Regions from separate parts of the Mus musculus genome. Here region 2 is linked to region 1. The links are chromatin loops, found by intact Hi-C in ENCODE. Cell type or tissue: left cerebral cortex. All regions are shown on one strand. Each heading gives the region's core, and the rest is flanking DNA. Links, peaks and the distances in the headings are about the cores only. Region 1 overlaps Phactr3 (phosphatase and actin regulator 3). Region 2 overlaps Phactr3 (phosphatase and actin regulator 3).

What was found. A loop is a pair of places that touch in the nucleus more often than their neighbours do. Peaks named below come from ENCODE experiments on the same cell type or tissue, not always from the same donor. Only the 100,000 strongest peaks of a DNase experiment are listed, where the experiment ranks them.
Region 2: a loop joins it to region 1, with 2.5 times the contacts of the local background. A loop is called at or near these places in 4 of 42 quality-filtered maps.

The regions. Positions count from the first base shown.
Region 1 is chr2:178,196,145-178,207,531 of GRCm38, forward strand. The region is part of intron 1 of Phactr3 (phosphatase and actin regulator 3); the gene reads left to right. Among named protein-coding and RNA genes, the nearest start is that of Phactr3, 60 kb to the left of the region's middle. In left cerebral cortex, for the core only: no CTCF peak of the experiment used is centred there; DNase peaks (open chromatin) are centred at 5,742 and 8,512; H3K27ac peaks cover 4,366 bases.
Region 2 is chr2:178,257,639-178,269,025 of GRCm38, forward strand. Phactr3 (phosphatase and actin regulator 3) reads left to right here. Exons shown (of 13, transcript NM_028806.2): 3 at 2,540-2,617. Among named protein-coding and RNA genes, the nearest start is that of Phactr3, 120 kb to the left of the region's middle. In left cerebral cortex, for the core only: a CTCF peak has its summit at 6,962 (motif pointing left); DNase peaks (open chromatin) are centred at 3,564, 5,579, 6,940 and 8,016; H3K27ac peaks cover 3,987 bases.

The DNA of each region.
Region 1 (11,387 bases), core at 2,359-10,358:
TGAAGTACTCGGTTGTCTGGCCCATCCAGGTACGAATGAATGTGTTGCTGGTGAGCACACACAGTGTGGGGTCTGGTGTTGCCACTTGGTGGAGCTGTGGATGTCATGTTGCTTGGGAGGCTTCTCTCTCTCTCCAGACATCTGATAAGCATTCAAAAGGCAAGACAGGCCTTAGAGACTTGGGAGAGCATCTCTTGCCAGTGTGTATGAGGCCCTGGGCTGCATCTTCATCACAGACAGAAACAAAAGGAAAATGGGATGGTAGAGTGTAAGTTAATGCAACAGGCTTGTCTCAGCCGAGCTGCTCTATGAGCATCTGTGTGGGTATGGATATGAACACACGTTTATATTCATTCTCTCTCTCTCTCTCTCTCTCTCTCTCTCTCTCTCTCTCTCTCTCTCTCTCTCTCTCTCTCCCTCTCTCTCTCCTCTCTCCTCTCTCTCTGTGTATGTGTGTCTGTGTGTGTCTGTGTGTGCCTATCTCTGTGTGTGTGTGTGTGTGTGTGTGTGTCTGTGTGTGTGTTCCTGTCTCTCTCTCTGTCTGTGTGTGTGTGTCTGTCTCTCTCTCTGTGTCTGTGTGTGTGTGACTGTGTCTCTCTCTTTCTGTCTCTCTCCTTCTCCTCTCCCCCTCCCTCTCCCTCCCCTCCTTTTCTCTCACTCTTCTTCTCCTCCCCTCCCTCTCCCACCCTTTCCCTCTCCTCCTCTCTCCCTCCCCTCCCTCTCCCTTTCCACTTGTCTCCATCTTCTGCCCTCTCTGCTTCCATACCCCCTTGTTCCTCCTCACTCCCACTCCCAGTCTCTACCCTCTATGCTTCCCCCTCCTGCCCCCTCCTGGCCACCTGATAGCAATCTGATCCAGAAGGATTTTGTCTATGGATGTTCTCAGATCCACTCAGAGGGAAGATGGGTCGAGTACCAGTTGCTTCTCCAGGGTCTTCCATTCTGCTGCCTGGCTTTAAAAAGTTCCGGGGGAGAACTTGTGCCATTGATTTGTATGTGGCTTGTGGCCACTGTGGAGGCAGAACACATAGTACACCCAGCAGAAAACACTCTCTTCCTGCCTGGTGCCTGGGAAGCGACCCCCACTCACTCAGTGTTTCACACCCAAGTCTACACAGGCTCAGAAGACACAGCAAGAGGCTGAAGCCTGGAAGTCAGCAGGTCAACATGGGGTCACTCACTGCAGGATTCTTTTCTTTTCCTGATTTTATATTCAAAACTTTCATAAGTCGTTTTGATAATTGTGTGAGTAGCATGGATCTCAGCAGGAACACCACAGGGTTCCATGACAGGATCTGAGCCTCTGATACTGACCATAGACTTGACACACTTGTCACCAGGGAAGAAGATAGGAAATCGATATAATTTTGTTGTTGTCTGAAGCTCTCATTTTATTGTCTTCCTATCTACAATAGTTCCATTGGTTCTTTGAGGATTTGTACAATGTGTTTGGGTTATAGTCACCCCTCCTCCAGTTCCTCTCATACCCATGCCACTCCTCCCTCTGTTTCTCTAAACCTATCAGGTCCAATTTGTGCTGCCCATGTACTCTTGGGTGTGTGACCATCCACTGGAGAACCTTATCAGTCTGACCCATGTGCTCCTGGGCCAGATAGCAAGCACCTTAGTCAGTAGAGTGTGTGAGAGGCTGAGCCTGTAGGAGGGCACTGTCGGTGAACTCCAAGGACTCAGGTTTGCAAGGCTCATGGTCCCAATCCTGCCTGGGGCTCAGATGAACAGGAAGCAGGCCTCTCAGTTACCAGCTACCTGTCAGCATGCATGGAAGCCAGTGGTGGAAGGGGTTGTGGGCAGAACAAGCAAGTTTGCTGTTGTCCCCAGTGTGTGCTGTGGGGGCTTAGACAGGAATGCCAACTATTGTCTTGCATGCTAGCAGGAAGCATTGTGGGAAATGAATAGGAAAATAGGCCAGGGGAAGGAGACTTATCATTGTGGTGAGAGGCAAACCACAGAGTATTAAATACAGGGGCAGGGTGGGGGTGGCAACATGGAGGTGGCATCTGAGCAAGAACCCGATGGAGTTAGGAAATGAGCGTGGCAGATTTCTGTTTGGACAAAAGCCTTGTAAGCAGTGGATGCTCCAATATAAACATGGAGATCAGTTGACTTTTCGTCTGAATGTGATGGGAGCCTCCGGAGGTTTGAGATTCAGAGTAGCATCCAGCCACTGATTTAAGAGAGTCCTTGGACCCCCATGGTGGGGACAGACCAGTGAGAAAGAGAGGTGACCAGGCTGGAGGCCACACCGAGATCCAGGCAGGTGAGGAGATGGCCACAGTGAGTGCATGTCTAGAAGACGGTGGTGACAAGACTGGCTGAAGGAATGAATGGAGAAGGGAGGAGATGCGGCTGTCTTGGGGGCACTTAGCTCTGTTCTCAGCAATAGAAGAATGGAGCTGGGGGAAGAGAGGCTATGGTAGAGCAGTCGGAGGAGATGGAAGTACAGTTGTCACTATGACAACTTTGAGACGCCCGTTAGACATCCCTGTGGAGGGGACAGATTGACAGTGAGACCTGTGGTCTAATGTCAGGGAGTGGTCAGGGTTGAAGGACCCTTGGAGGAGGCCATAGTGGTATGTATGCTGAGTCTCACTCCTTCCCAGACTCACTTGTTTGTCTGCTGCCTGCATCCAATTTGCTGAGCACTTTCTTTTAATCAAAGTCTTAAAAAAAATTCTTTCTGAAAGGAAATCTCTTGTCAGAAACAGAAATCTAATAGCACTGTTTTTGATGAAAGGCAGCCATAAAATGAGACAGTGACTATAAAGCCACATATAGGGGGCTGGGGAGACACTCAGTGGGTAAAGTGCTTGTGGCATATGCTTGAGGGACTGAGTTTGTGGTCTCTGCACCCACATAAAAAGCCAGGCATGGCCTGTCACCTAGACCATCACCTAGGTCTGTAATCCCAGCACTGGGGGAGGGGAAAAATGAGGACCCTCCGGAACTGGCCAGCCCATGTGTGAATTCCAGGATCACCAAGGGATCCTCTTAAACAGCAAGATGGAGTCACTAAGAAGAAATACAAAGACTGGACTCTGCATTCAGAGTACCTGTTCATACACACACATGCACACGCACACACATGTGTACACTCATGTAGCAAACACATACACACATGCATGTTGAGAGCATGTGTGTGTATGCATGTACACACACACACCAAACCAATATACAAAAAAACCTAGATGTAGTTAACACTAGACATGATCTCCCTCCAAGGGTGTCAGGCCAGAGGACTCTCCGAACTTTGTAAATACAACACCAACAGGTGTCAGGATGTCACAGGCAAACGAGTGCCAGATTATGGTCTGAGAAGGTTAGAAGGAACTGAAGAGATACTGATGCCTGTTATGTCGCTTAGGTCCATGGATACCCTGAGTCACTTCATGATCTTCTCTGTGCCTGACCCTTGAGGAGGCGCTGACTGGAGCAGCTGATCACTGGGGAGTGTAGAACCAGGAAGCTTGGAGGCCGTCTTGACTCTCTGCTAAATATTCCATTCCTTCTCATCTTGGAGACAGAATGCTCTCTGGAAGCAGCTTAAGTGAGGGTGGGCTTATTTGGACTCACAGTGTGAGAGGATGCTGACCATCAAGGAGAGCTCATGGTGGTAGGAGAGTGGGGCTGGCATTCCCTGCATCCCAGCAGACCAGAGAGCAGGGCTCTCCAGCCAGGCTCTCAGGGCCAACATCCAGCAGCCTTGTTTTCTCCCAGGTTGTCTGCATCTTCTGGAAGCTCCAACATGGCAGTATCAGATGGGGAGGGAGTGTTTAAGCATAGGAGCATATAAGGGGTATCTCACATTCCACCCATATCTACTGGCAAGCTGGTTTCTCCTCATCAGATTTTGAAGATGGTAATCTGAGAACGAGAAAGTGGGGTGTATCTCAGGAAGCAGCACAGGCCCCACTGGGATGGTTAGTGGCCCGCAGGCTTTCATTCTCTGGGAGCATTATCAGTGGAGTTTGGTCTTTTGAAGTTAAGCAATCTGCTTCTTGAATGAGACTTCCACATCCATTTTTTTCGTTCGTTCATTCATTATGTGTGTGTATCTCCATGCTAGTGTGTGCGGTGCTCTCACAGAAGAGAATGTTGGATCCCCTGGGGCTGTAGTTACATGTGGTTTATGAACCATCCATATGGTTTCTGAGAACCAAATGAGTTGTGCTGGATAATTTTATGCCAATTTGACACAAGTTAAAGCCATCTGAGAAAGAGGGACATCAATTAGGGGATGCTCCTGTGAGATCAGGCTGGAGGTAAGCCTATAAGGGCATTTTCTTAATTAGTGATTAATGGGGAGGGCCCAGCCCATTATAGGTAGTGCCATCCCTGGGCTGGTGGTCCTGCGTTCTATGAGAAAGCACGATAAGCTAGCCACAGAGAGCAAGCCAATGAGCAGCACCCCTCCATGGCCTCTGCAACAGCTCCTGCCTTCTGGTTCCTGTCCTGTTGGAGCTCCTGTTCTGACTTTGTTCCATGGTGAACGGTGATATGGAAATGTAAGCCTAACAAACCCTTCCCTACTCAACTCGCTTTGGCCATGGTGTCTCGCCGCAGCAATAGTAACTGTAACTAAGACCCACGCGCTCTTTACTGCTGAGCCATCTCTCCAGCCCTGCGTGGGGTTTCTTTGCATGTGAGTTTTGCCACTAAGTGTTTATATCAATCTCTCTCTGGTTGCTGGTTCTCAGTGCCTGACGTGCAATGGCAGATCTGACCTCTTTCACTGCAGAGCGATGGATGCAGCACGGGGATGCAGCTGTTTTCCTAGTTGCTTTGACTGTGGCATCTCTGGGCCACAGGCAGCCATTGTTCTTCTGTGTGGGGTACTCTGGGAAGGATAGGGTGATAGCTCGGCATTTTATATTGGAGGTAGGAGTTATCGTTCACCACATGGCTGCTGAGAAGTGCATAGCAAAAGAGGTTTGATTTCCTGAGACGCCCCCATGGACCTTTGTGGGGTTTGCCTTGGGGGTCAATCCTATGGAGACCCCAAGTTCCTGGAACTTTGTTTGTGCTGAGGCCTCCAAAAAGTGGAATCTATTGATCAGTTTTCTGCTGGGGACTCTAAAAAGTGGGATGTATTGATCAGTTTTCCAGTCCAGGCATCTTGGGGGTGTTTAGAAAGTGTCAGAAGGAAGGAGGCGAGAGTGAACAGATCTGTCATAAACGCCAGCCATGGTAGGTCCTGGGCCATTGAGCCTGGCTGGTCCTCACAGTCTAGCATCCAACCACATGCTTACACGGTCCCCTGGCCAAAAACAGCCTTTCCCTCCTTCCCTAGCCCTTCACATCTAGCCCCTGCTGTATGGAACCTTGAATCTCCCCCTTCACCACACCAGGGCCTCAGGCTCCTCGTCACTGTAAGATACACGGACCCTAGGAGACCATGCAGCTTCCTGCAGGGTTCCTGCCTCATGTTCCAGCCTCTCTGACTGGGTTTCTGCTCAGCTGCTCTTTGACTTTGTCTTTCATCCCCTTTTCCCATCATCCTGTGCACAAACCCCAGACTCAACCAACCACAGGCTGTGAAATCTAGTCTCAAGCCTCATTCCTGGGGAGCACAGGCCACACAGCCTGGTGGTTTAAAGTTGTGCCTGGGAGCTGAGCCATCTGGGTTTGAAACCTGGCACCACTGTGTGTTGGTTCCCCAACTCGACTTCATGCTTTCCTAGTCTGCAAAGCTCCAATGACAAGGGCTACCTCCCTCACAGCTTGTCCTGAGGCTTAGTAAATGTGTGGGTGTTGAGCTCTGCTGGGTGTGTGGTGGGTTTGGCACAGACATTTATTGTCTCTGTACTTGTTGCACACTGGCCACTCCTCAGTTTGAAAGACTCTCCTGCCTCAGGGCCGTTGCTCCTGTTTTCCCTCTAAGAACATCTGACACTTGTTGCTTGGCCAGCCTGTTGTTCTTTGATAGCTCCTAAGAGCAGCCTTCCATAGTCACCCTAAAGAGCCATCTCAACTCCCATGTCTTCCTTCATAGCAGTGCCTGCTGGTGTGTTGCTTCTTTTGGTGAGAACCTTCCTGACATAAAGACAGCCACCTTGCCAATCACTGCCTACACCATGTTGCCTGGAGCAGAGGGCCCTCAGGACAATTGGGTGGCTAAAGGAGGAAGGTCTGAGGTGTGGGGAGTGGTCTTGCACCCTGCTTTCCCTGTCCTTACATGAATTTGTAAGGTGCCAACTTCTAAGGCACACCTATCTCTTATGTGCTATGGCATGTGGTAGGCACCCTACAGGGTGTCCAGTTCTTTGTGTCCAGAATCACACTTCCTTTTTGACTAGAAGCAGAATAAGGGTGAAGAGAGAGGGCAGGGTATGTATGGGCTGGGCTGGTTGCCTAGATGTGGCCTCAGCCTAACCATTTACTGATCAAGTAACCCTGACAACCGTATTTATCCATCAGCAGCTCTCTATCCTTACCTAAACAAGCAGAGTAAACGATAGTACATTATTCCAGGGCTGTTGGGAAGATTACATGAGCCTGTTACATTCATAGTCCTGGAACCAGCCAGAACTGGAATAGCACTCACTTGGTGTATAGTAAGTATTGTCTGAATGTGAGCTGGTGTGAGACTGTCAGTGGTGGTGATAGTAATAGTGGTGATTGTGTTGGTGATGGCGGTAGTAGTAATACAATGTGAATAATGGTGGTAGTGCATTTGATAGAGCTGCTGGTGGTGATTGTGTTGACAGTGGTAGTCATGGTGATGGTGATAATGATGGGGATGATGGTGGTAATGTTGACAGTGATCACAGTGAAGGAAAGGAAAGGATGGTGATGGTGAAATGATGATAGCTTTGATGGTGTTGATACCGGCTTTACTGTTGGCAGGGATGATAGTGAGGATGACAATGGAAGCCATAGTGATGGTGACGATTATAATGGTGATGACCGTGATGGTGGTGGCAGTATTATGATGGTACTACTGGTGGTGGTGGTGAGCATTGTTATCATGGGTATGGTGATGCAGATCGTTCCAACGTTTGAGGTGGTGATGATGAGGGAGATGTGGTTCTTTGTAATAGAGTTCAAACTATGGAGCAGGAGTGAGTGGATTTGATGAAAATTGTGGAGAGTTAAATAGAAAGCTAGGACACAGGCCAGCATCACTGGGGACTGGACAATCTTCCTTAGCAGTGTCAAGTGGATGTAGCAGATTCACAATCCTGGAATCCATGCAAGCTGACGCATGACGTGACTGCTCTGCTGAGTGTGGCCTCGAGCCTCCAGGGAGTCGAGGAAGACTCTGGAGCTCCCTTGGTGGCACAGGACCCACTTCGGGATTTCCAATCTGTTACACATAGATCCTTTCATGGACATGGAAAGAAATACTGTCAGTCCATTCCTCTTAGGGGTACAGGATGTATACTCGTCCCAATCAAACACTTTGTTGCTACTAGCAACACATTCCAGGTCTTGCTTGTGGGGAGCATGCATTGTAGTTGTGACCCACCCTGAGGTTTGAACCTACCAAGCCCCTGGGTCAAATGACCATTTCCCCTTATACCTTTCTCAAGCCCTCCAAGCATCCACATAGAGAAGAACACTTTACTTATGGCTGACACTACCTTTGATGCCCAATACTGGCTGTATTCACTTGTCTAAAGATCAGAGAACAGCTTCAGGCATAGACCCAGGACAGGGCACAGAGTCTTGCCAGAATGTAGTAATTACATTGACTTGTATCCATTGTGTGTGTGTGTGTGTGTGTGTGTGTGTAACATTTTTGGAAATTGATTCCGATATTTCTAGTAGAGTCAAAATGTAAAGTTTCTTTCATAGATAAGTTCATTTCTGTGTCTAAAATAAGTTCATTAGAATATAAATCATACAGTTTATGCATCTGAGTGTATTCACAGAGCAAAACCTACAAAGGCAGTGCAAAGGAGGATTCTTGACACCTTTGTAGAGTGCTCTAGCTCGCACCCGAGCCAGCCGGCGACATTGGAAGGGATCATTTGGGGCCATGTAAGGTGTTCCACCTCATCACCAGGTAGGGTTAGTTTCTTCATCACAGCCCCGTGCAGCGTGATAAAAGCCAGATCAGCCTAGGCGTTGTGTCCTGAGAGTGTATGGCTGATTACTCCTTTCCTGGTGTTGAGGGAGGCTCTATGTCCAACTTTAAAGCCAAGCCTCTACTCCTTGCTCAGAACTCTGACCTGTGCCTTGGCACACACAGGCCACTGTATCATGTGTCTTCCCTATGCAATCTTCCAGTCTTTCTTCCTTTTCAATGTGGTGTGCGTTGAATCATTGAAGACTAGATACATAACAATGAAACTTCAAACCGTGAGATCTTTTCTCCTGGTCAGGACGGAGAGGCAAAGAGCATCGTGGGACGCCAGCTCGGTTCCCCAGCTCAGGCTGGGTGATGTCACACTTGTTCCCAGCGTTAATTTCTATTCTTTGCCAGTGTTCAGATCTCAGGCCTCTATTTAAGACACAACACAGAACTCTCCGAAGCTCATATTTGCATCCTGTGTGGGCCGAGGTGCCTGGCTTCATTCTTGCTATATATACACCCCAGCATCTCCTGGTATTTTTAAATGCGCCTCTTCAGAGCCAGCTTCTCTGTCATGTACACTCATCACAGCACCAGTGAGCTGCCATGCTCTTTGCAGAGTCCTGGGGGGGTCAGATGACACATAACCCGTGTGTGCTCACAAGTGGGCACCATGCTCCCTGCAGGTTACAGGGCCACCTTGGAGGGAGGACAGGATGCCAGGAGACTACATCACCTGCTGCTGCATCCAGAGATCTGAGAGCCACCAAGCCTCCATTTGTGCCTTATCCTCACCCCGGTCAAGTCCTGCTTCCCAGTGTTCTGCTGGAGTACAGCCATTTCCATTTATTTCCTCTCCCCTGGTCACCGTGCTGAGGACTGCCCCCTGGAAAGCTGCAGAGACATCTCTGTTTCCTCCTCTGTTAGGCCCTCCTGTTGAGTCTCTGATGGGTAACTGTGTGCATGCATGTGTTCAAGTGTGCACACATGTACACATGGATGCAGGTGTACGTGCAGGTATGTGCATGTGCATGCAGAAGCTAGAGGTCAACCACGTCAGGTGTCATTCCTCAGATGTTGCCTACCTTGTTTTTGAGATGGGGCAACCTAGAAATTGCTGTGTAGGCCAGGGATCCTTCTGTCTCCACCTCCTCAGAAATGAAACTGTGAGCTCGGCACCACACCTGGATTTTCTTTTTAATGAACCTTCTAGGAAGTGAACTCAAATTTGCATGCTTTCAAGGTCAACACCTTACAATGGAACTATCTCCCTAGCCCGGTGCGATCTTTTCTATCTGGAGCCTCACTGTGCCTGGTGCTCATCTGCCTCATGCCTGTGTTCCCATGTCACTTAAAATTCCTCCAAACCGGGATTTGTAAAAAGAAATAAACCAACAAACAGTATCTCTCAAATAACAAGAGACCTCTCTGGTGACCACACCAGTTCCACTTCCCTGCTCCTGCAGCCTGGTGGTGGAGTGATCTCTAGCCTAGTAACCATGAGATCTGTTCCAACCAGTTAACCAGAGTTACCACCCAGGTAGCTGCCCTGCACAGCTCTCTCTGCTCAGTGTCCCTGCTCTGTGCTTGCCACACCAGGAACTCACTCCCCACTGTCAGTGGTTCCACGGAGTCTGTGTACCCTCCCCTCACCTACTGTGTGTCAGTTCTGCACAGCCCTGCTCTGTGCCTTAGACCTGAGCCCTAGATCTCAGCATGTCTCATCCGCGGCTGTGGTCCTCTCATGTGGGCAAAGCCTTGCTTGGCACTGTGGAGAGTCTGCTCACAGACAAGGGTCAGAGTAGTTTGTATCTTTCTTTCCCTGTCTCCCTTTTCTGACCACCTATATACTCACTAAGCATTTTATGCTCTGTGGCTTGGGTTCCAGGTTCTCTGAGAAAAGGAGCCACTTTGAACCGATCCACCAGACCCTGCCTTGTGCCCCAGGGCAACTGATGCTCAGGCTCAGAGTGAATACTGAGCTTCTTCTGGGTCCTGTGATGCCACTAAGGATCTTCTGAGACACCCATCTGTCAGGTTCAGTGAGGCACATTTCCCCAAGGGGCTAGGGTGACATTCCATGACACGGGGTGGGCAGGAGCTGGGGGATTCAAGAAAGTTGACAAGGGAAAGTCAGGGCCAGTTCAGCATTAGATGTCAGCAAGCAGGGACATTTGCTCAGTGAGGAAACTGGCTGAGGTTAGATGGTCATGGTCAGAGACAGGGAGGGCATGGAGTCACGTGTGAGCTCCACAGCTCCTCTGACCTGGGGGTGGGGGGGTCCTGTCTCCTCCCACGGAAGCTACCTCAGGCTGTCAACAGGCTGATTGGCATCTTCTCCCTTTGTTGTTATGTTCCTCCTCTGGATCTCGATAGGTTCGTGTGTTAGGTTTGTGTGTTAGGGATTCTGACCTTAGTCTGAGAGGAGAGCAATTTGTTTGGCTTGATGCTAAGTTCATAGTGATTCTTGTCAGACAGACATTGTCACCTTTATGGGGATAAATTTATCTGGTCCTTTCTTCTTTTGTGATGTCTGGGTTTTGTGTCACAGTTCGAAGGGATTTCCACACTTTAAGAGTATTTTCAAATGTCTTCTTTTAGTGTCGTTAGGCTGTCTTCTTTTTTTTAAAACAAATATCTAAAGCTTTGCTCAATCTGGAATTTATTTTAATATGAAATGTAAGGAGTGCAGTCAAACTTCTTTTTATTTTTCTGGTGTTGGAGATCAAACTTGGGGCTTGTACCAGGAAGCTCTGACCTCAGCCCCTAGTTACTGAATACAGGCCGGTCTTGAACTCGAGACACCCTGCTTTGGTCTCTCTAAAGCTGGAGCGACAGCTGCTCATCACCATGTTTGACTTAAGCAGCTTTCAGTGTAGACTCTCGGCCATTGTTTTGAGTCCATTTATTGATACTGACTAGTCTCCCAATCCTGTCACCTCTTTCAAAGATACAATCCCCATAGGATGCTGGGCAGGTCTTATCTACTCACGGAGATCTGTTTGCTCTTGGAACTTTTGTGTTCTAATCATTGCACCCTATTTATATATTTTAGTAACTGAAAGTCAGTTCTTCCCCTTCACTGGCCTACTGACTCTTGAATGTAAGTGATATCTTATTTACTATATTTCTTTCAGCTCTTTGATAACGTAATGGGATTTTTGGTCATATGGGAATCACCGAATTTTAAGGAAAGGAGGGTGCTTCCCCTTCCAGAGCCTTCAGTCTCTCTTTCTGTGGAGCACAAGGGTTTTATCAAAGCAGTGCTGTACTTGGGGTGGTTAATAAAGGAAGGAATTAAATGCCCCCACCTCCCTCCCCTCTGCCACCCCTTCACCCATGCACCCTCACC
Region 2 (11,387 bases), core at 2,001-10,000, 61 kb after region 1:
TAGGTGCATGGAATTGGAAAATGGACAAGATTGGGTGAGTGGCTCTGAGCTTCAAGGTTCTGCAGCACTGGTCCTGCCTGGGGTTGTCAGGCTGCTTTGGGGACCCTGGAAGGGATCAAAGACCCTCAAGGTCCTAAATTAAATTAAATTAAATTAAATTAAAGGAACCTTTGGTTCCTAACCTAAATTAGTTAACTGCACAGGTATATCACCTTAGCCTTATTCTCAGCCTGCCTCTCCTTTCCTCCTTAGCCTGCCTCCCACACACCCAAATGGAGGAGCCTCCCTCCTTCCTCCCCCCTCAGCCTGCCTCCCCCTCCCCCCTCAGCCTGCCTCCCCCTCCCCCCTCAGCCTGCCTCCCCCTCCCCCCTCAGCCTGCCTCCCTCACCCCCCTCAGTCTGCCTCCCCTTTCCCCTTCAGCCTGCCTCCCCTCCCCCCTCAGTCTGCCTCCCCTCCCCCCTCAGCCTGCATCCCCCCCCCCTCAGCCTATCTCCCCTCCCTGTCAGCCTGCCTCCCCTTCCCCCTCAGCCTGCATCCCCTCCCCGCTCAGTCTGCCTCTCCTCCCCCCTCAGCCTGCATCCCCTCCCCAACAGCCTATCTCCTCTTCCCCTTCAGCCTGCCTCCCCCTCTCCCCTCAGCCTGCATCCCCTCCCTGTCAGCCTGCCTCTCCCTCCTTTTTGATGCTGTAGATTTTAACATGTCCAGTCCTGACATTAAGATGAGATGAGGCAGAGACCTTTAAGCTTTAAAGGGCAAAGTTCTGACTCTGGGTCATCAGTCAGACCTGAGGCTGAGCAGGTCATGTTCTGAGTTCCAGCCTGCCCAGTAGGAAAACCCCAGAGATGATCAAAGAAGGATTAACCTGAGTGCCTCCGACCCTCTCTCCTCTTCTCCCCCTCAGCCTGTCCTCCTCCTCCTCCTCCCCTCAGCCTGTCCTCCTCCTCCTCCCCCTCAGCCTGTCCTCCTCCTCCTCTCCTCAGCCTGTCCTCCTCCTCCTCCTCCCCTCAGCCTGTCCTCCTCCTCCTCCCCATCAGCCTGTCCTCCTCCTCCTCCCCCTCAGCCTGTCCTCCTCCTCCCTACCCCTCAGCTTGTCCACCCGCCTCAGCCTGTCTCCAATCCACCCTCATTGTCCCCTTCTCCACACCAGTGATATTTGGAAATTGGTTTGGAAGTTGAGGCTACAGAAGGAACTCAGCTGAAAGTGTCTTGTTCCTGAAGCATCCTGTATCCCTGTCTGTCTTTCAAGCAGGTGACTCCAATAGACTCCCTTCCCTGGTTCTGTTCCACACTTCTATGCGACACATTTGTCCTCTCTGCCACCCAGGTCTGCTGGTCACAAGTAGAGACCAGACCTGTCCTGCTCAAAGCTCGGCCAATACACAGTGTACACAGTAGGTGCTCAGTCAATGTGAGGTCAGCTTTAAAGTGTGGAAGGCCTTGTCATCCCAGCCTCTATGAGGACGGGCACAGATTGGTTTTTCTTCCAGGTACTCCCAGCATGGTACTCAGAACACAGCTTGACATCCATGCTCAGTAAACACTTTAGAACATACCATTTGCATTGTCAGCCCTAGTGGGCACTCCAAGCTCTGGCAGGTGGACCAGCCGTGTTCTTAACCACCTGTCAGAGTGTTCCACATAGCCAGTGGCTTTGGGACCCCACTAACCAGCAGGCTCTTCTCTGGACTCTCAAAGAGAGTATCAAGATCTAAGCAACTATTTAAGGTTCATCTGTGGGCAAATGAAAGGTGTGTGTGTGTGTGTGTGTGTGTGTGTGTGTGTGTGTGTGTGTGTGTGTGTGTATGAGACCCTGGCTGGGAGATAGAGTCTGTAGGAGAAGGTAGGTGAGTCTCCATTGCTGGTGGATTTGGCCTTGGGGTGGGAGGCCACAAGGAGGGTGATGTCAGAATAAGAAAGGAAAGAATTGCAAGTTGTAGTTCCTCTCCCTGTCCCTCTGGCTCTGCGTCACTGGTTGGACCTGAGGTAGGGCAGGCATGTCCTATGTCCTAGCACACCTTTTGGAAACACCCCAGGGGCAGTCAGAAGAGTGTTAGCCAGAGTGCCTCTGGGGGTGGATCCTCTGAGTGCTGGTATTCTGTGTTGGCTGGAAGATGTTTCCTCAGGAGAGATGTGCTGATGGACAGTTGGTGAAAGCCCTTGTACTAGCAACAGAAGTGTACCCTGAGCTCTGGGGTGCAGTGAGGGCTCTTCCTCATCAGTCACAGAGGGCTAGATGTGACTATGATCTAGGATCCAGAGTCAAGGAAGGTATCATGAAAGTCCATTGCAGAAGTGATCTCTCAAACAGGGCCCTGAACTGGCTTTCCTTTGGCTGGAGTTTGGGATATCGCTTAGCAGACGGCTTAGGCAATAAACTTGAAATTGCAGCACCCCAGGCTCTGGCAGTGGACAGGTCCCCAGCCTCAGACATCTGCTGTCTCTCTGTCTCTTCCTGTTCACCCAAGCACACATGGCAGTGGTGTGGTGGGCCTACAGTGCTTTGGGCTGTGACTTAATTAGATGTTTCTGTGCCCTGCAGCGCTGGAGAAGAAGATGGCTGGCAGGCAAGGCCGGGAGGAACTCATCAAGCAGGGACTGCTGGAGATGATGGAGCAAGGTAAGGGGGTCCCTGGGAGGGTGGCAGACATAAGTGGGACTCAGGGCATAGAGGGCACTCACTGGAGTCCCAGGGGCCTCTGGGATATGGGTCCCATTGACTGGACTGGAGCCAGGGGACCATGACATGAGGCCCATGGTGAAGCCTGTCAAGTTTGATGTCTCCCAAACTCAGGAAATCTGTTAGAGGAAGGGAGGGGCATCCTGTATTCATGTGGGGCACTGTTCTCCAGGTCAGCCTTCAAGGGTGGACCAACGGCTTCAGTCAGGAGCTGAAGTAGCAGGGTACCCCCTCCTCCATGGCCATTTCTTTCACCAGGCCATTTCATTTCACCTTTCACCAGGGGACATGTGGAAGGAGCTCCTTGAACATCTTGTCTGTCTCTAAGTGGCAGCGGTGGCTTTTAATTTAAGTGCAAGTTTTCTTGACACTAACACATTAGATCCTCAATTTGAACAAATGGTGACTGCACCTATGAGGGTCCCGACATTTCTGACTGTCGGGCAGGGCGAGGCATTCTGCATCACTTACCTTTGCATGTCAATGTCACCCCCAGTTTGCAGACATGAATGTGGGATCCACCCACAGCTGTGGCACCCACGCGGATGCCCAGTGCAAACATGGATCCTCCCAGTGTTGGTCAAGCAGGTTTCATCCAGGCTGTGCTTTCAGGACTGTGTCTCTGTGCTCAGGTTGGTCAATGTCCACAGCACAGGCATTGGGGACCTCCACACTTAAGTCTAGCTTTCTCTCACCATGTTGAGGTCCCATCAGATCCTGACCCTTGCTTTATACTTTGTGGGTCTCTGCATCTATAAGTCTCGACTGATGTGAACAACTCACAATCCCTTTTTCTTCTAAAATCTCTCTGGGCTGAGCAAGCTCCCGCCTCCTTAGTGAGGAGATATACTCCGCTTGTGTGCATGCATCCAACTCCCGTCTCTCCTTTCACTGGTGTCTGTGATTTGGTCCAAGAACCAGGAGTTAGGATGGGAATCCATGAAATAAACAAGATCTGGCTGAAGCCCACAGCACCATTGTGGCCTAGCTCCTTAGGTTGCCTCCCTTCCTGAGTTTTGGAATATATTATTGTAATGATACTATGTTCAGGGGGCAATCAGCCATAGTGATTGGTTAATGCCTTCAGTGCTGTGTTCCACATAAAAGAAAGCCATGGCCTCATGGCCCAAGGCCTGTGGCCTGAAGATGTTGAAAGCTCCACTCTGACTCTCCTGGAGTTGGTGAACTGTCAATGCTGAGCAGAAATACGAAGTGGTTTTAATTTGGAATGGGTCCTCAAAGTATCCAGAGTTGTGTTTGTGCATTGTATGTGTCCTGCATAAGGATGCACATACACATGTATGCACATGCTCACATGTCAGAGGTTGGCTTTCAGTGTCTTGCTCACTCTCAACCTTTTATGAGACAAAGTCTCTCATGGATTCAGCTGGGCTGTTGGGCAGTAAGCTCCATAGATCTCCTCATCTCTGCCTTCCTGGTGCTCAGGTGACATGGCTCACCACCGTGCCCATCTCTTTGTGGGGATCTGTGCTTGGGTCTTTATGCTCACAGGGCAGGTTCTTTATTGACTGTTCTATCTTTATAGCCCCAGGTTATTCATTTAGTTCTTGGGTCAGGGAAATAAAAAGAACTGTATAGGGCTGAAGAGATGGCTCAGCTGTTAAAGGCTAGGTTCACAACCAAAATTATAAGAATTGTATACTTTTAAAATGTTATATTCAATGAATACGGGGGAAGTAAAGATGGACGTTTGATTTTGGCCAACAATAACGTTCTAGTTTGAATAGTGGGAAAGGAAAACTTCTAGGAGGAATGCCATGAGCCTCACTAAACTCCATTTGTGTCAGATGGGTAAACTCGGACCAGAGCCCTTTGAGAGTGTTCAGCTACAGCCAGGCCAGTGGGACTGAGGTGGAGTGTCTTCAAAGCCACACCACAGGCCTACCAGCTTATAGATACAGTTAGGAGGAAGCCAGCTAAGCTTGTCAGGAGAAAGATAGTAAATATTTTAGGGTTTGGGGTTATAATTGTCTTTCATTACTATAATGAAATACCAGAGGCAGGATAGCTTTATAAAGAAAAGAGGTCTGTTTAGCTCCCAGTTTGGAGATTCAAGGGTGTGGTTCCAGAATGCTCACTTCTGACAGTGATCTTTGCTATGGATCAGAAATGAGATGACTCTGCAGAGTCAGGCGTCTGAACACAGAGTTAAGGCGGGAGGGGCTTAGACAGTAGGTAATATGCTAGAATGTGGTTCACTGAGGTGAGGGCCCTGACTTTTATAGCTCAGCCCTGCTTCTAGCCAGGTTTCTCTGTTTGCTGACTGTCAAAGGTGGAAGCAAGCCATGTCAAGCCTCCAGAGCAGCCAGCACACAGTGCTGCCTTTCTTAGCATGAAGAATGGTAACTCAGATCACCTGTCCCCATAACGAGTTTCTTGTTGGGTTAGATTTGGTTATGGGGATTAGCTGCTAAGACAGCCTTCTTGCTGTCAGAGTGCCAAAGCAGCATACATTTGTGAGCTGATGTTAAGTGCCTAAAACTGTGCATGAGAGCTATCCGCCTCAGTCTCAGGGTCTCTCTAACTCTAGGTTCTAGTCTCAGGACCTCACAGAACCAACCACTTCCCAGTCACCTGACTATTGGGTTAAGTTTCTAAATGCCATTAACCTATGACTTTAGGACTTAAATTTCTGCCAGTGTTGTGAGGGCCGGTTGGTCACAGCGGGGCAAACAGTCTGCTGTGGTCACCCACCCCTGCTCAACTGAGGCAGAAACAGCCACAGGAAAACACACACTGAGCAGGCACGACTGTGTGCCAAGAAGCTTCATTTATGAGTGTGAAGATTTGAATTTTCAATCTTTTTCATGAATCACGAACAATTATCTTTCTTTTGGTTTCCTTCCCAACCATTTAAAGATATGAGATCCATTCTTAGTTCAGGGACATGGAAACAGGTGGAAGGCTGGCTTGGGCCCAGCCCGCCTCCCACACACCACCCTTTCAATCTTGCAGAGGGAATGGGCCAGGAACCAGAGTGGCCCAAAGCAGTCTTCATTCTAGATAGATGAACATTCAGATGTTAACCGATGCTGCCAGTGATTATGGACTGCCCACTACATACCAAGGTCTGTATTAGCTGACAGCCATACTAGCTACTGAGACATGGTCCCATCCCCTAACACAGAGGGACACAGGCATCAGGGGCCCTACAAATACAAGTCATAGCAACTGAATCAAGGAAGGTATAGAAGGACACACATGGGGCACTTGGAGGCCATGTCATGGGGGTTGAGGGACAGGAGATCTGAGAGATGTTGCTTATGAGTTAGGAGCCCAGGTTGGTTTTGCATTTGGTTGCACAGAAGTACATGAAAGCTAATTTTGTTCCACACTGAACATGGAATCTAGGAGAAGACTCCTGTGTGCAGGCTAGTGCTCTGTGCCTCCCTGGGCCCTTTCAGGAGTCCTTTGCTATCAGGAGTGCTTAAATTAAGCACTCTAGGGGCCACACATTGATAAGCCTTCCCAGCCAACTCTAGCTTTTTACAGAGAAGAAGGTAGGGAAGTGCCTGGTCCTGGATGTTGGAGACAGAGTCACTAGCAGCTCCAGGAGAAGTGAGTACCAGGCCCCAGGATGCAGGGGTTCAGGGAAGGGACCAGAAGACAAAGGGCTGAAGGGCAGCAAGGGAGACAAGGGGCTTGGATGCAAATGTCCCTTCTTCCCTCTTGCACATATGCATGCGCCAGGGGTGGGCTGACAGGGACATGGCCAGGCTGTCCCAGGGAGAGGGCCTGGGGATGTTCAGGGAACTGGTCCTTGTCTGAGAGCAAAGCCAAGTGTCTCAGGCAGCAAGGACAAGAACCACAGGTTTAGCTTTGGAGGCAGGGCACCTTTTCCCCAGGACTCCCATGGGGCGGAGTCTTTTGCTTTGTTTTAAATACACAACATGAAATACATGTAAAGGCTGGGTGCAGAGCACTGGGTGAAGTGCTGACCCTTCCAAAGGAGCCAAGTTCCTTGGGGCCAGGAGCACAGGAGGCCTTTTTGCCTGGATTGGACTTGGCATGGCAAGTCCCCCAGGATTCTCATGGCAGCAGGAAACTGCTGCACCTTTCCAGATTAGGAGCTCAGGAGCCCTGCAGGGGTCAGTGTGAGACAGACTACTGGGAGATCACAGCGCCTCCTCTTTTCCCCGTGGTGGCTGTGGGTGTGGGAATAGGTGTGTGGGGACAGCTTTTCTGGCTGTGGGTTATGGATTCTTCTGGCTCAGCTCTGCCTTCTCCCAGGCGAGTAGGAGCAATATGCAGCCGTGGGTGCCCCCTTGTGGTCGACTGCCCTCATGGAGCCTGTCTCACTGAGGCCAAACTTCATAGCCAGGCAGTTCAGGAGGTACTGAGAGGGAGGGAAGACCTGACCATGGACAGGACGTCCCCAGACATGCCCAGAAGCCTTAGTAGACACAAGAGCTCGCTGCCCAGCAATGAAATCTGCCTGCTGTCTTCTCGGAAAGTCGTGCACCTCACGCTCACGCCTGCAAGTGACTGCAAGTGAACACGTGCTCACATGCTCCCTGGAGCTTGCCTCAGAACATGGCTGGTAGGAAAGATCCTGCAGGTGGCCAGGAGTGTCAGCTCTGCACCAAGGTTAACAAATGCACATCACGAGTCCCCTGGTCCTTGTCCCTTACATCTCCACCATGCTGCTAGTGTGCTGGGCTGCATAGTAACCCCTTACATGGGCTGGTAGTATGCTGGGACCTTGTTTGTGGCACTGTCAGACAGCTGCTATGAGGAGAGGTGACCTTTTCCCACTCTGCCTCCCCGATGTCTGGGACTGTCTCCAACCCACCTCCTTGATTAGGAACAGGGTCTTGCCCGTTTCTAGTGCTGACAATACTCATTCCTTGAACGGCTTCCTTCCCTTACTCTGCAACCCATCGACTTGATGTTTTCTTCGATGACCTAAGGACTGTCCTATCCTGATGGCACTGGGTGTTTTATAAGATGCGTCTTACATTAGTGCTGTGCTCATCGACATGGGTATCACGAGGCTTTCAGGGGAGTGGAACCCTGGAAAAGTCTGCCTGGTTTCTGTGTGTTTGCATGCATACTACCTGGCATGCACACATGTGCTCCCACTGTGAACATGCATATGCGTGTTTCTGTGCATGTCTGTGTCAGGTCCCTTTCATAGAAGTTCATGTATAAAGCATGCACATCTCTGTGTTTCCCCCTGCAGCTCTGAGAGGAGATGAGCAATGATGGAGACAAAGGTTGGCCAGAGGAGGCAGCTGACCCAGTGACAGAGGAAGGGGCAGGAGCCCCACCTCCACACTGCCCTGGCTCCACCCAGCGTTTCTTAGCAACAGGCCCTGCCACCAGGACTATTTTGGGAACTGTAGCTTCTTACTGAGTGTGATTCTGGGCAGGAGCTCTGTGCATAGCCCAGAACAGGACCACTGGACTGCCGAGCTGCAGGCACTGATACAGGCAATGCAGTCCTGCAGTGGTAGATGGGACTGGGGGTCCCTGGGCCTTTCAGGGGCAGCTTTGTTATAGTGATGATGATGAGGTATGGCTGTAAATCACAGCAGACATGGGCCCTTTCTCAGGCTTGAGTCCACTTCAGCAGTGAACAGCTATCCCTGTCCCCACCCCACAGGGCAGTGAGGGGCTCGGAGTGACAGGATCCACCTCACGTTCACCTGTCTCAGGTGCAGCACCCACCCTGGTGGTGGTAACAGAATCTCTGACAAGTCAGGTTCATCAACCTGTTCTCAGTTAGGCTAATTAAAGAGACAGGTTAATAGAGAAAACCAGGTTTATTCAGTGGGGAGAACAGAAATGCCCAGTGGGTCCTCAAGTCCTAAAGTGAGATTTAGGTTTAAACAAAAGGCAGGAGGTGTACAGCAAAGCCATCAGGGTGTGGCTGCAACGGCCATTATTCTCTCTCCAGCAAGGTGGTCTAACAAGCTGCTGCCCCTGCAGCTGGCACAGACTTCAGCCATCTCCTCCTCCCAGTATGTGATTCTTGGGGGAATTCTTATTCCTTAGGGAGCATTGTCAGCCAAATGGAGGGACAAGAGTGTCTCTTTCAAATCTCCAGTCCTGATTGGATAGTGACTACAGATCTGGCCCTCCTGTCTGTCTGTACAACTGTCTCACTGAGTAGCTGCAGTGACAGCACATGGGCACTCTGTGGGATGTCTGTACATATATACACGTTTATGCACACATACATACACAGGAGCACACACACTGCATCCTGCCTTGTTACCACATAGAAACTAGTCGGACTTAATCAGTGTTCAGATTCCAGAGAGCCTCATGATGCCCCCTTCATGGTGATCAGCATCATGTCATGTGATCTCTCAAGGGTAGTGACATTTTCACACTGCCTGAGGGAACCTGGCAACAGCGACTGTCACAGAGGTGTGTCAATAACCAGCAAGCCAGTCACAGGGAACTAAAAACACAGTCTTGAGCTTGGTGACATCTGATTCTATGTCCTTGGCTGTTCTGGGTTTGTCTCTGGCCCAAGGATAGCTTGACAGTGAGAGCCAGAAGCCGAATGTGGTCCAGAGCCCGCTTCCCTTTGGTCCTGGGGTTCTGTAAAGCCACCGGAAAGAGCAGGCCATGTGTTCAGCAGTGCTTGGTCACTGTGTGATGGCAGTGCATAGTCACTGTGTAGACCAGCAGTGTGTGGTACTGTGTAGACCAGCAGTGTGTGATACTGTCTGGCCCAGCAGTGTGTGATACTGTGTGGACCAGCAGTGTGTGGTCACCGTGTAGACCAGCAGTGTATGTACTGTGTGGACCAGCAGGGTATTGTCACTCTGGAATTTATGTTGCTGGGTCTGCCTCTAGAAGAGGCAACTAGACTTGCCAGAACTTCAGGGCAGGGGTTGTGGCCCAAAGAGGAGCTCACCCCAGGCATAGATATTGAGACCTCTGGTGAGACTAGCCTTTCAGCAATTCCCCTATGGAGGTGGAAGTACCTTGATGGGAGATCGTGAGCAAGAAGTCAATTTCAGATCTTCTGAGAGATGACAGAAAGCGGTAGATCAGGCAGGAAGCCTGGGCTTGGTCCTGGGCCTACAAGAACCCTCAGGGAGAGAGAACAGTGCTGTCTTGAGGCTACTGTTGACATAAGGATGAGGCCAGTTGTTTGGCTTTCTCTTCACAAACCACACCGGCAGCAAGGAGACCTGGCACCTGCAGCTCACTTACCTTAGAGTACAGCATATTTCTTACTACAGAAAGGCAAGAAAGCCTGCAGTAACACTAGTCCCACATTGTAGACAAGAAAACTAAGGTTCTGATAGGTAGCAGTGGGATGTGTGTTAGAAACATGGTGAGCTTCTGTCCCGGTATGGGGATCAAGTGAACAGTCTTGGGGACCCCAGTGCAGTAGGTGGGTGGCTAGATTGGCTAGCAAAAGGGGGTTTTGACCTTTAAATAATTGATCTTCTACTCCTGTGGAGAAGCACATGGGAGGCTACAGCCAGGACAGCACCCTGTGTGTCCAGGGCTAAGAAATCTCTGCAGACCACACTGCACACTCTATCCTGTCTCCGTAAGTCAGGGACCAAGAGCTTCATGTGGGAGAACGTGTGAGTGCCCTCCATCAGAGCGGACTCGGCATCTCAGAAGGGACATTCTGATCAGCTTCCCTGGAGCTAGCTATGTGGCTGAGAAGTGATTTTGTTACTAGGCACGAGGGGCCCAAGAACCTACTGCCTCGGCTTCCCTGTATTCCAGAAGAAATTAGGTGACAGATATTGGCAAAGGGAGACTGGTATATTTAGGTGAGGAGATAGCTCAGTTGGTAAAGAGCTAGGCGTGGCTGCCATCCCTTGAGCCCAGCACAGGGGAGGAAAGGCTGGCTGGTCAGCCCAAGCTGTCAGGTACGTTTCAGCCTTATAGTTTGGCCCAAACTGGGAGGCAGGAAGTTTTTCATCCTCTCTGCTATTCCTGTATCTGTGCCATAATTTTATAGGAAAGATGAAATGGAGGCAGGAACCACGCATGAGGTGACTTACCTGTGAGATAAACCACCAAAACAAGGTTCTCTCCTCCCTGGGAAGTGAACCTGTCTGCTACCATGGCTTTGGCCTTTCCCTCCCAGCCTGGTTTCCTAGGAAATGTTTACTCCTATAGGTCCAATTGTGTTAGGGTCCCTGTTTCAATTCTGGCCCTCAAAAGGTTGGGCTCTCCTAAGAGCAACAAGTCAGGCACCGACCCTCAGATGCCTCAGCAGCTGAGCCTCAGGAGAAGGGTCTGGGCTTTCCTGAAGCCTCATGAAAGGCTGCAAGTCCCTCATCCTGGCAAGGCTGCTATGCAAATTCTCACACGGCTTCGCTCCATCCTTTGATCCTTATTGGGTTTCATTTGCTCTCCCATAAGCCATCTCCGAAGTCTTTAGAGTATTCGCCGTCTGGGTCAAAGGGCAGCATCTGTCTTCATAGATTCTAGACACATAGGTGACTGACAGTCACTGGTGACACAGAGATGAATGGCTGCAGCCACCCACCTACTGCACTGGGGTCCCCAATGCAATGTCGCTATGTAACAACCCTAGCACCTCGGGGTACCTGCACTGAACATCTGTTACCACGTGTCAGATGGTCCAGGTCCAGCTGTTGAGGCCTGTTGTTAGAAGGGAACAAGTGGGGGCAGAGAGAATTTTGAAGGTACTTCTTCACCAAGTCCATGAGTCTTATGGATCGGATAAGCCCCAAGGAGG